2 separate regions of the Mus musculus genome follow, and region 1 is linked to region 2. Evidence: chromatin loops called from intact Hi-C (ENCODE). Cell type or tissue: gastrocnemius. All regions are shown on one strand. Each heading gives the region's core, and the rest is flanking DNA. Links, peaks and the distances in the headings are about the cores only.

The links. A loop is a pair of places that touch in the nucleus more often than their neighbours do. Peaks named below come from ENCODE experiments on the same cell type or tissue, not always from the same donor. Only the 100,000 strongest peaks of a DNase experiment are listed, where the experiment ranks them.
Region 1: it touches region 2 in a loop (2.5-fold over the local background); 1 of 42 quality-filtered maps calls a loop at or near these places.

Annotation. Positions count from the first base shown.
Region 1 is chrX:167,082,108-167,087,492 of GRCm38, reverse strand. No RefSeq gene overlaps it. Among named protein-coding and RNA genes, the nearest start is that of Gm8817, 14 kb to the right of the region's middle. In gastrocnemius, for the core only: no CTCF peak of the experiment used is centred there; no DNase peak of the experiment used is centred there; H3K27ac peaks cover 362 bases.
Region 2 is chrX:167,203,508-167,208,892 of GRCm38, reverse strand. Tmsb4x (thymosin, beta 4, X chromosome) reads left to right here. Exons shown (of 3, transcript NM_021278.2): 2 at 842-956; 3 at 1,358-1,799. The coding sequence starts at 857. The coding sequence ends at 1,392. Among named protein-coding and RNA genes, the nearest start is that of Tmsb4x, 3.0 kb to the left of the region's middle. In gastrocnemius, for the core only: no CTCF peak of the experiment used is centred there; DNase peaks (open chromatin) are centred at 337, 979, 2,495 and 2,970; H3K4me3 peaks cover 2,816 bases; H3K27ac peaks cover 4,409 bases.

The DNA of each region.
Region 1 (5,385 bases), core at 83-5,082, 120 kb after region 2:
CGGGTATTGAAGGGGGAAGGGGCTTATTCTGGCCCACAGTTCAAGAGTACTGGCTGTCACAGTGGAAAGTCAAGATGAGAGGAATATAAAGCAGCTGGTCACACTACATTCACAATCAGAAAGCAGAGCGAGAGATGCACCCTGCCCAGCTTGCTTTCTTTGTTTCTAGAATCCAGGATCCCTTGCCCAGGGAATAGCCCCGCCTATAGTTAAACTGGGTCTTCCCACAGCAATTAATGTCCTCGAGATCACAAGCACACCTAGGCACTCCGTCTCCCAGTGAATCTAGATTGTGTTGCGTTATAAATTAACATTATCCATCACAACGAGGAAACAACCCCTGTTATTAACAGGTGAACAGCACATACAATGGGATAGATAATAGAGTGGAGTCATTAATATTCAGCTTTTAAAAGGAAGTACTAATTACATTATTACTTGGGTTAACTTTGAAAGCCTTTGTCTAGGTGAAAGTAGCCTGTCACAGAAGACCACAAAATTGTATGATTTTCTTTATTAGAAATGTCTAGAAAAGCTGAAACCAGAACCAGAAAGTACCTTGGTGTTTAATAGGGACTGAGGGCATGGTGACTACTAACAGCTATAGGTTTCCGTTGGAGTGAAGAAAATGTTCTAAAGCTAGCCGTCATGATGTTTGCATGTGCCAGTCAACATATCAGTTACTTTCTTTCCTTCCTTCTTTTTTTCTTTCTTTCTTTCTTTTTTTTCTTTCTTTCTTTCTTTCTTTCTTTCTTTCTTTCTTTCTTTCTTTCTTTCTTTCTTTCTTTCTTTCTTCCTTCCTTCCTTCCTTCCTTCCTTCCTTTCTTTCTTTCTTTTTCTTTCTTTCTTTCTTCATTTCTTCATTTCTTCATTTATTTATAGACAGGGTTTCTCTATGCACTCCTAGCTGTCCTAGAAGTTGCTATGTTGATCGGGTTGACCTCCAATTTACAAGCCTTTCCCTCCCATGTCCTGGGATTAAAACTGGGTGTCATTGCACCCTGAATTATGCACTTTTAAAAGAATTGAAGCTAAGCATTGTGATCCAGGTATCTAATCCCATCACTCAGGAGGCCAAACCGGAAGATCAGGAAGTGTTCAAGGTCAGACTTGGCTACATGGCCAATTTAATGCCAGGCTAGTCTACATGAAACCTCACTCAAACTCAAAAACCAAAAAGGCCCAGATAGAAGACATTAATTTGAATATTCAGCTTAAAAAATAATGATGTTTTATTTTCTTGTGGCTTCTTACTGCCTGTGAATAAAATTAAAGCATCAAAATACTTGTGTATTAAGAAACTGAAATAAATATATCATCAAAGTAATTTTCATCTTTTACTTTTTTATCTAGAATGTATTCACTTACTTTTATAGGATATAAGTTGAGAATCAAAAAGTTTTATTAACCCATTCAATAGTGTACTGGCATCATACTCAGATTTTAATTGCTGAGGTGGTTTGAATATGCTTGGCCTAGGGAGTGGCGCTATTAGGAGGAGTGGCCTTGTTGGAATAGGTGGGGCTTTGTTGGAGAAAGTGTGTCACTGTGGATATGGGCTTTAGGACCCTTTTCCTAGCCGCTTGAAAGTCAGTCTTCTATTGGCATTCAGATGAAGAGGTAGAATTCTCAGCTCCTCCTATACCATGCCTGCCTAGATACTGCCATGCTCCCACCCTTGATGATAGTGAACTGAACCTCCGAACCTGTAAGCCAGCCCCAGTTGAATGTTGTCCGTATTATAAGAGTTGCCTTGATCATGATGTCTGTTCACAGCAGTAAAACTCTAACACAATTGCATTCAAGAGAAGGAACCTGTCCTGGGTGATACACACCTATAATCTTACGCACTTAGGATATTTAAAGGCAGATGGCTCAGGAGTTCAAGGGCAGCCTGTAATCTGGTCTACTTGAGACTGTCAAACAAAAAATAAAAAAAGTTTAAAAGGAAAAATGTAAAAGTTGAAAAAAATTAAATCAGAGTCAGTTAATCAAAAGTAAATGGTATCAATTAGGTCTTGCTTTTACCTCATGTTGGCAAATCTGTGCCATTCTTGCACCAAGCAGGTAGGCATGTAGCAACATAATGCCTTGTAGGGAAGCTCTTCAAGCACATGATTCTAATGGGTGCTGATGTAGGAAGCCTCCTGCAGTTGAATTCAAATCACATCACATTCTGAAATGAAAAAGAAGTTGGGGGTGGTGGGAGAGGGGGCTGGGTAGAGAGTTCAGAAGTTAAGAGTGCTTAGTGCTTATGTAGCAGTTAAGAGGGCTTTCTGCTCTTGCAAAGGACCTAGGTTCAGTTTCCAGCTAGCACTAAGGTTGCTCCTCACCATCTGTAGTTTCACTTGCAGGAGAATCAGACTTCTTCTGATCTCTGTGTGTACCAGGCATGCAAGTGGTGCACAGACATACGTGGAGGCAAAGCATTCATACACATAAAATAAATAAATCTTAAAAGAAAGAATTTGGGGTATTCCTGATGCTGCTTTCTTTTGTAACTGTCTGGCTTGTTTATATGAACCTTTAGGAGTGGAGTGTACTTTCAAAGCATTCCACAGGGCCATGGAGTGATAAGTTCTTTTTTTTATTGGAGCTGTTATCACAGTCTACAGCGAACAGGAATTTTCAGAGATCCCTATGTAGACAAACCATGGGGGGAAAGTTGAATACTATATGCCATCATCTTCCACTCTACATTGGAAATAAAAATAGGCTTCACCTTTTCTCTCTAGAATGCCACCTTTGGCTGCCTGCCGTCCAGTAAGGATGGGGCCCAGTAAATTCTGGCTTCACACTAAATCCCACCTGACAGCCTAGATTCAATTGGTTTTCCATAATGCTTTTTATATTTTTCAAAAACTTTATTTTTTAAAGAAAAGAAAAAAGAGAAGATGAATATTTCATGACATTTGAAGATTATTTCAAAGAAAAATGCCAGTGTCCACAATAAAGTTTCATTGTAAAATAAGCAGACATACTCATATTATATTGCTTGGGGTGTCCTCAACCCAAAGAGAAAACAGCATTTAGTCTTCAATCCCTTCTCCTTGTTGGATCCTGGTGACTACCAGTCTGCTGTCACTTTCTGTGAATTTGTGGATTCTAGAAATGTCACATAAATTAATTCATGAAGAACATGACCTATACTGACAGGCTTCTTTCACACAGCATCATGTTTTAAAACTGATCTATATTATATTGTGTATTGGTACTTGTTTCCTTTTGATGATCAAGTAATCTTCTACTATAAGCACATAATATCATATCTATTTATTCACTCATCTGATGAAGGACATTTATGGTTATTTTTTAAAACATCTGACTCTTATGAACAATGCTATAATAGACACATGCTTGTACCTACAATAGCATAGCTCATTAAAAAAAAACAAACTCTAAAAGAATAAACAATTAGGATAAAAGCCTACCAACTGATAAAGACATTTTAATTACAGGAGTACACTAATGCTTTGAAAACGGTTGATGGGTTCTGTATGTTTTTATTTGTTCCCTTTTGTTTTCTTTTGAAACAAGGTCTCCTATAGCGTTGAATGGACTCCAACTAAGTATGTAGCCAAGTATGACTTGAATTTAGTTTACTGATTGATTGATTGACTGACTGACTGACTGACTGACTAACTGATTGATTTTTGAGAGAGACAGTCTCTCACTGAAATTTGAGCTTGCTGTTTTGGCTAGACTAACTGCTCAGTGAACTACTGGCTCTGCCCATCTCCTCCTGCCATCCCCCCATTATAGCACTGTGTCTGATTTTTGAGGGGTAACCATGATCCTTCTTAGATCCTTATGCTTACTCAGGAAGTACTTTACGCAGTAAGCCATCTTCCTAGCCCCTACAGTGATAATGTCTTGAGACAGAACTAGGTAAGCAAGCTTATAAGCTCAGTGTCTTGGAGATAGAAAAAGAAGGATTAAGTTCAAGGTCATCTTCAGCCACACATGTCTAAGGCTAGCCTGAGACACACAAGATCATGTCTTTTTACTATTATTATTTTTTTTCTTTATTTACACTTAAAATGTTATCCCCTTTCCTAGTTTCCTCTCCAAAAATCCCCTATCCCCTCCCCCTGCTCTCCAAACCACCCACTCCTGCTTCCTGGCCCTGGCATTCCCCTGTACTGGGGCATAGAACCTTTCCAAGACCAAGGGCCTCTCCTCCCATTGATGACCAACTAGGCCATCCTCTGCTACATATGTAACTAGAGCCATGAGTCCCACCATGTGTTTTCTTTGGTTGGTGGTTTAATCCCAGAGAGCTCTGGGGGTACTGGTTAGTTCATATTGTTGTTCCACCTATAGGCTGCAAACCCCTTCTGCTCCCTGGGTACTTTCTCTAGCTCCTTCATTGGGAACCCTGTGCTCCATCCAATGGATGACTGTGAGCATCCACTTCTGTATTTGTCAGGCACTGGCAGAGCCTCTCAGGAGACAGCTATATTTAGGGTCCTGTCAGCAAGCTCTTGTTGGCATCTGCAATAGTGTCTGGGTTTGGTGGTTGTTTATGGGATGGATCCCCAGGTGGGGCAGTTGGACTGGAGAGATGGCTCAGTTGTTAAAGGCTAGGCACACAACCAAAAATATAAGATCATGTCTTGAAAACACACACACTCACAGAGAGAGAGAGAGAGAGAGAGAGAGAGAGAGGTGCAATAACAACAGAACACATTGATATCATCTTTTTCTGTCCATCTGGGACTCTGAATAACAAATTTTAAATTCTAAACCAAATTCTAAATTGGTAAGAAGAGAAAAATGTATATGTCTGACACTCAGAGTCGAAGCATTCCATATATAGGTGGCTGCTAAATAGAAGGGTAGTAGAATAACTCAAGTATGTTTAAGAAAACATGGATGACAGACCAAAGTCCGACAGTTTTCACAAGTGAACTTACTGTGTTTGTGATTATTGGCCTGAGAAATACCCCTACCCAAAGCTATTGCTCAGGAAACATTCCAAATTAGTACAGAGAGCAAACATATTCCTTCTATTTTTTAATTAAAATTAATACACAGCATTACAGATCCCTCTTAGTAGAACTAATCAGCGTTCCATGAGTTTAGCAGGGTACAGTTAAATCTAAAGTCAAAATGTAGTTCCAAGAGATGAGTTTTATTATTTCTCTCTTTTTAAAAAAGATTTATTGATTTATTTTATGTGAGTACATTTTCATTCCTCTCAGTCACACATCGAATCCCATTACAGATGGTTGTGAGCCACTATGTAGTTTCTGGGATTTGAACTCAGGACCTCTGAAAGAGCAGTGCTCTTAACCGCTGAGCCATCTCTCCAACCATAGCTTTATTATTTTTAATTTGTAAACATTTTTTATTTCTATTTTCATTTATATGAGTGTTTACCTG
Region 2 (5,385 bases), core at 75-5,074:
AGCTTAGAGGGGAATTGTTTTTTTTTTCTCCTCGACCCTCTCTCCGAAATATTTTCCCTTGCCTAGCTAGCTGTAATTAATCAGAATTAGAAAGATCCTTTGTTCAAACGCTCTGTGCTCCCCTTAATCGCCTAATGGCTTCGAGGGCTGTTATCTGTGGCGGGTTTAACCTTCCCGGCCTTTAGCGTGAAAATTCGGAAGCCCTTGCAGACGAATGTATGCAAAGGCCGTCAAAAGGCCCCTGTATGCAGATCAAGATGCTTTTGCGAGAAGTGGGGAGGCAGTTTTGTGTGCCAAGGCAGCATTGTTGGACTAGAGAGAGGAGAGGAAGCGAGTAGGGCGGTGGTCGGCAGCTGGCGGCGTCAGCTCCCCCGCCTTTGTGAGGAGGAGAAAGCTGGACCGCCTGGCATCTTTTGGAGAGCAAGCCCTTCTAGAAAACGGAGATGCGTATTGCGACCTTGGCTCCTTTTTAAGAGATTTTACTAGACTTTCCCCCACTTAAACTGGAAATGGCTTCGATCTATCCAGACTTTAATTTTTTCAAAGCTGCAATGTTAACATTCCGCAATGGTGAATTTTATTATACGGGAATACTCACCTTTGACTATTTCCACCTTCGTTCTTTGAATCTTCCCTTTGGGAATATTAAGGGGGAAGATTTTTTTCCTATAGAAAGAGGAAGATCTTTAGAGAGGACTCGACAAGGAAAGCACACAGAGGGAGAGGCAGTAGGATTTCAGGCTTTGGGCTTTCCGGCGGGGTGGGGGTGTGCTTTTGGAACTGGGAGAGGCGAGGGTGGGTGGCTCTTTCTTAGCTCTGGTCTTGGCTTTTGTACCTGCAGCTCCTTCCAGCAACCATGTCTGACAAACCCGATATGGCTGAGATCGAGAAATTCGATAAGTCGAAGTTGAAGAAAACAGAAACGCAAGAGAAAAATCCTCTGCCTTCAAAAGAAAGTAAGCTGTTCGCCCCCACCCATTTTCAGAACGGGCTGGGCGGGAGCAGAGCAGAGCGGGGAGCAGCGGCCGGGAGGAGGAAGGGAGGGGCAGCAGGGAGGATGGGGGGGGGGGCTGCGGGGGAGGAGTCGACAGTTTGATGATGATGAATATGGCCTGCAAAGGTTAATTAAAAACTGTTTTGCAGTCAACAAGCGCCGGGCTCTAGTGATTTAATAATGGAATATTTCATATTCCATATTGTGCATATACATTTATTGGGTAACTGTACTTCTGTTTAGCATGTCTTGCTTAGCGAGGCTGCTATGTGTCTTTCTAGAATTTTTATAGGGTTTTTAAATGGAAATCATGTCATTTTATAGAATGCTCTAAGTCTCCTTTTTTTTTTCTTTTCTTCACAGCAATTGAACAAGAGAAGCAAGCTGGCGAATCGTAATGAGGCGAGCGCCGCCAATATGCACTGTACATTCCACGAGCATTGCCTTCTTATTTTACTTCTTTTAGCTGTTTAACTTTGTAAGATGCAAAGAGGTTGGATCAAGTTTAAATGACTGTGCTGCCCCTTTCACATCAAAGAATCAGAACTACTGAGCAGGAAGGCCTCCCCTGCCTCTCCCACCCATCTGATGGTCTGGCTAGCAGAGAGGGAAAAGAACTTGCATGTTGGTGAAGGAAAAAGCTGGGTGGGAGATGATGAAATAGAGAGGAAAATTCAAGATGGTCAAAGATGTCCTGCAGGATGTAAAATGCAGTTTAATCAGAGTGCCATTTTTTTTTGTTCAAACAATTTTAATTATTGGAATGCACAATTTTTTTAATATGCAAATAAAGTTTTAAAACCTGATTGGTGTGTCTGCTTGGTGACTGGAAGGAGTAGTTAAATGAGTGATAAAACCCTTGCAAAACTGCCTTGCCTCTTGGTCACTGGGACATAGAAGAGACAAACGTAAACTGCCTTGGCCTAACAGCTCTGGCTTAGTCCAGGTCTGTGAAATACCCTGTCTATAGCAAATGATTGGGAGGTCATCATAAGAGTTCCTCATGGGTTACATGGAAGAGTTAATGAAAATATTTGAAATTGGTATAGCCACCATGGTTGGAAGAAGGGGGCTGTGGAATGAAGGGGTAGGGGGGAGGAACTCACGTGTAGTTAGAGCCTTTCAGGAGTTTTGGAAAGCCAACATTGAATTTATTACATATCACTCAACGCAAAGGGTGTTGGTTTGGTACACTAGCATTAGGTATCAACATGAACTTGGCTAACCAACTATCTGGTATTGAACAAGTGGAATTTAGGGTAAAAATAGTATTTGCTTTAGAAAGGAATTTAGAATTGGTTTGTCCTTGTCTAGCGGCCAGTTTGCAAATGAAGCTCAATGTTTAAAATCGGCTTTATTAAAGTAAACGTGTTTACCAGTAAGTGATGATCTGAACTTAGTGAAATCCTCATAAGGAATGCTTGAGCTTAGAGGACAAATGCAGGACAGGTGAAATCTGGGCCAGATAACCATCGGCTGACCCGAAGGGCTTGAGTCCTCCTAATCGGCAGTCATCTGAGCTGCATATTTAATTGGCGGGTACACGCAAAGTCCTTGTTCTGGCCAGGCCACAACATGTAGAAAGGGAGGAAAAACGAGCTATCACTTGTTAACAGTAAAATGAAGGTACTTGAAGCTCCTTCATGGATGACTCTGTTCTTTCCGAAGGGTGCAGATCTATTAAGCCAAATAAAGCAATATTTTAAGATCATTAGCTTACACAATATCTCAGCAAGGCTGAAGCATACAAAGCAAATGTCCACAGGAGGAACTTTTCTTCTAAAACTGGGCTTGTGAAAATACTGGCTTGTAGGGTGGGTGGTGGATTACCAAACCCAGTGGATTTCCTTTGCTCAACACTTCCTTTGAGAAATGCACATGAAACCACCTGTGGTTTAGACAATCGAGGAGACCATCAGTGAACAGGCCTTTATCTGCCTGTCAGGGATAGGATGTGTGCATGTGTTGGCCACAGCTCATTCACTCTGCAGAGGAGCCCAAGCAGCCAGCACAAAGGTTCTGGGGGTGGGGGGTGGGGCAGTCCTCTAGCCCTGACATTTCTTTGCTGACCTACAAGGCAGTTTAAAGAAAATGCCCAAACCACAGAGAGAAAACAGACACATGCAATTTTTTGCTGTGTGCATTTTTTAAAGGATCCAAGATGGAAAAAAAATTAGAAAAATTTCACAAAATTCCAGGGTTCCTCAGTTTAAAAAAGGATGGGGGAAAGGAATGGTTTAGACAGGTCCGTGGTGGAAAAGATGGCCTTTCTGTCCCAGGAAGACCAAGACAAAATGTAGTGGGGACAAAAAGGCAGAGTTAAAAATCCAGGCCTGGGGATATAGCTCTATTAGTAAAGTGCTTGCCTAACATGTATGAAACCTGAGGTTTGAGTCTTAGCACTACATTAAACCTGGAGTGGTGGTGGAGGCAGGAAGATCTTTCAAGGCCATCGTCAGCTGCATAGGAGGTTTGGAGCCAGACTTGAGTACAAAGGACCCTCTCTCAAAATAACGAAAATGAAAGAAAATTAGAAATGACCAAATGCTGAGAAATGGGTGCAAAGTCAGGAACAACTGCCCACATCATGAGATATTGGAATTTGACTAAAATGCTACTGGAGTAGAAGAGAGTCCTTTGCTGCTGTTTTGTTATGGTGGTGATGGTGGTGGGGTATTATTACTATTATCATTTTTAAATGCTTTATTTGATGAAGCATTCTGTATTCTTCCTAGGAGAGAATCTTCCAGAAGGGCTGGAGGTATTTAGGAATTCCTGGGGGAATTTATGTTTCTGCTACCTGAGCACTTAAGGTTGCCAGTATTTTCAGAGATGTTGAAGGAGAAAAGAAATGTATCCTTAGTACAAGAGAGAGAATATTTCAACTAGACACACTTGTTACCACATCTTTGACTGGTCTCCTCTCAGAAGGAATGGGCCAAAGGAACTTCTGTACACTGCAGACAAACTGAACCTAGTGGTGCATGCATGTAATCCAGGACTTGGTAGGATAAGACATGAGGATCAACCTAAGTTCCAGGGCATTTTGGGACTCCAGAAAAACTCCTGTCTCTAGAATAAAATGGGATAAAAACCAGTCACAGAGTTTTGAAGTTCTGTAAACTTGGAACCAATCTAGATGAATAAACCAGAACTGGAGAAAAGAAAAGGCTCACTGAAAGACCCGTGGGTTGGAGCTGTTTTCAAAGCTCACCAAATTTTCAACTATTTTAGCTGTGCATATCCCAACCTTCTCGTGGATGGACTTTTAAAGCCACTTTTCAGGAGAACAGCACACTTTTGGTAGTGTGTGCAAAATGATTGAGTAAGTGTGGAGTAGAAGGCATGGGGGCAGGCAAACAGTCTGACATGCGCACAGCCGCTCAGCCTTCCTACACTTCTTCCAGCCCTTGTAGCCACACCTAGGTTTCGTTGCCCATACACGCACTGAAGGTTCTGTTTCTTTCTCCCAGAGAAGCATAATTCCTCAAGACACAAAACTGAGTTTGTTTCTTCTTTCTTTTCCCAACATTTCTAAAAATATGAGTGCTATTCATGCTTACTAGAAAGAATACTGCATTTTGGAAACTGTGTTACAGCCAGAAAATAAATTTTAAAAAAATCGTGAGTCTTCCTTAGCTCAAAATGTACATTTAAAAAGTTTTCAATAATGTAGAGAGCAGGAAATGTTTCCATAGCAGCCGGCATGGGCCTAGTGTGAAAGTGAGAGAAGCAATGTAAGCACTTTCTTTGCTCTCACCCCACTGCGCTCAGTTGTATATTAGGCTTTTAAAAGTTATTTGTAAATTATATCTTCATGAGCAGCTTACAAGATAATCTAACAGAAAGAAACACACCATTTGGGGATCCATCTATACTTTTATTTGTGCATAATGAAAGGGGGCACAATGACAAGCTTAAGAATCAAATGTAGAAAGAACTGAAAACTGCATGCATCAAGTTATATTTCCCTAGGGCATTTGTATAGTCTTCTCTAGCCATGTCGTCTGCTTCCTGCCTTCCTCAATTGTGTGGACGGAGTTGTGCATGCTACCTTCCTTGGGTGTGTATTGAGTATTCTTTCCTGTTTAAAAGTCTCGCACGGTAAGAGAAACATTAATTAGAGCTTTGCTCCTTAATTGGAGACTTCATGCAATGTGCTGACTTAGAAGTACTTTTGAACATGTGATTAATATTCTAGATAGCACTATTATATGTTCGTGCTTTTTTATGAAAAAAATAATCAAGTTTAATTTAGAGAACACTATCAGAATGTATCTGAAAGACTGCATTGGCATCCGAAGAAGAAGGAGAAGAAGGAGAAGAGGAGGAGGAGGAGGAGGAGGAGGAGGAGGAGGAGGAGGAGGAGGAGGAGAAATAAAAGCAACCTG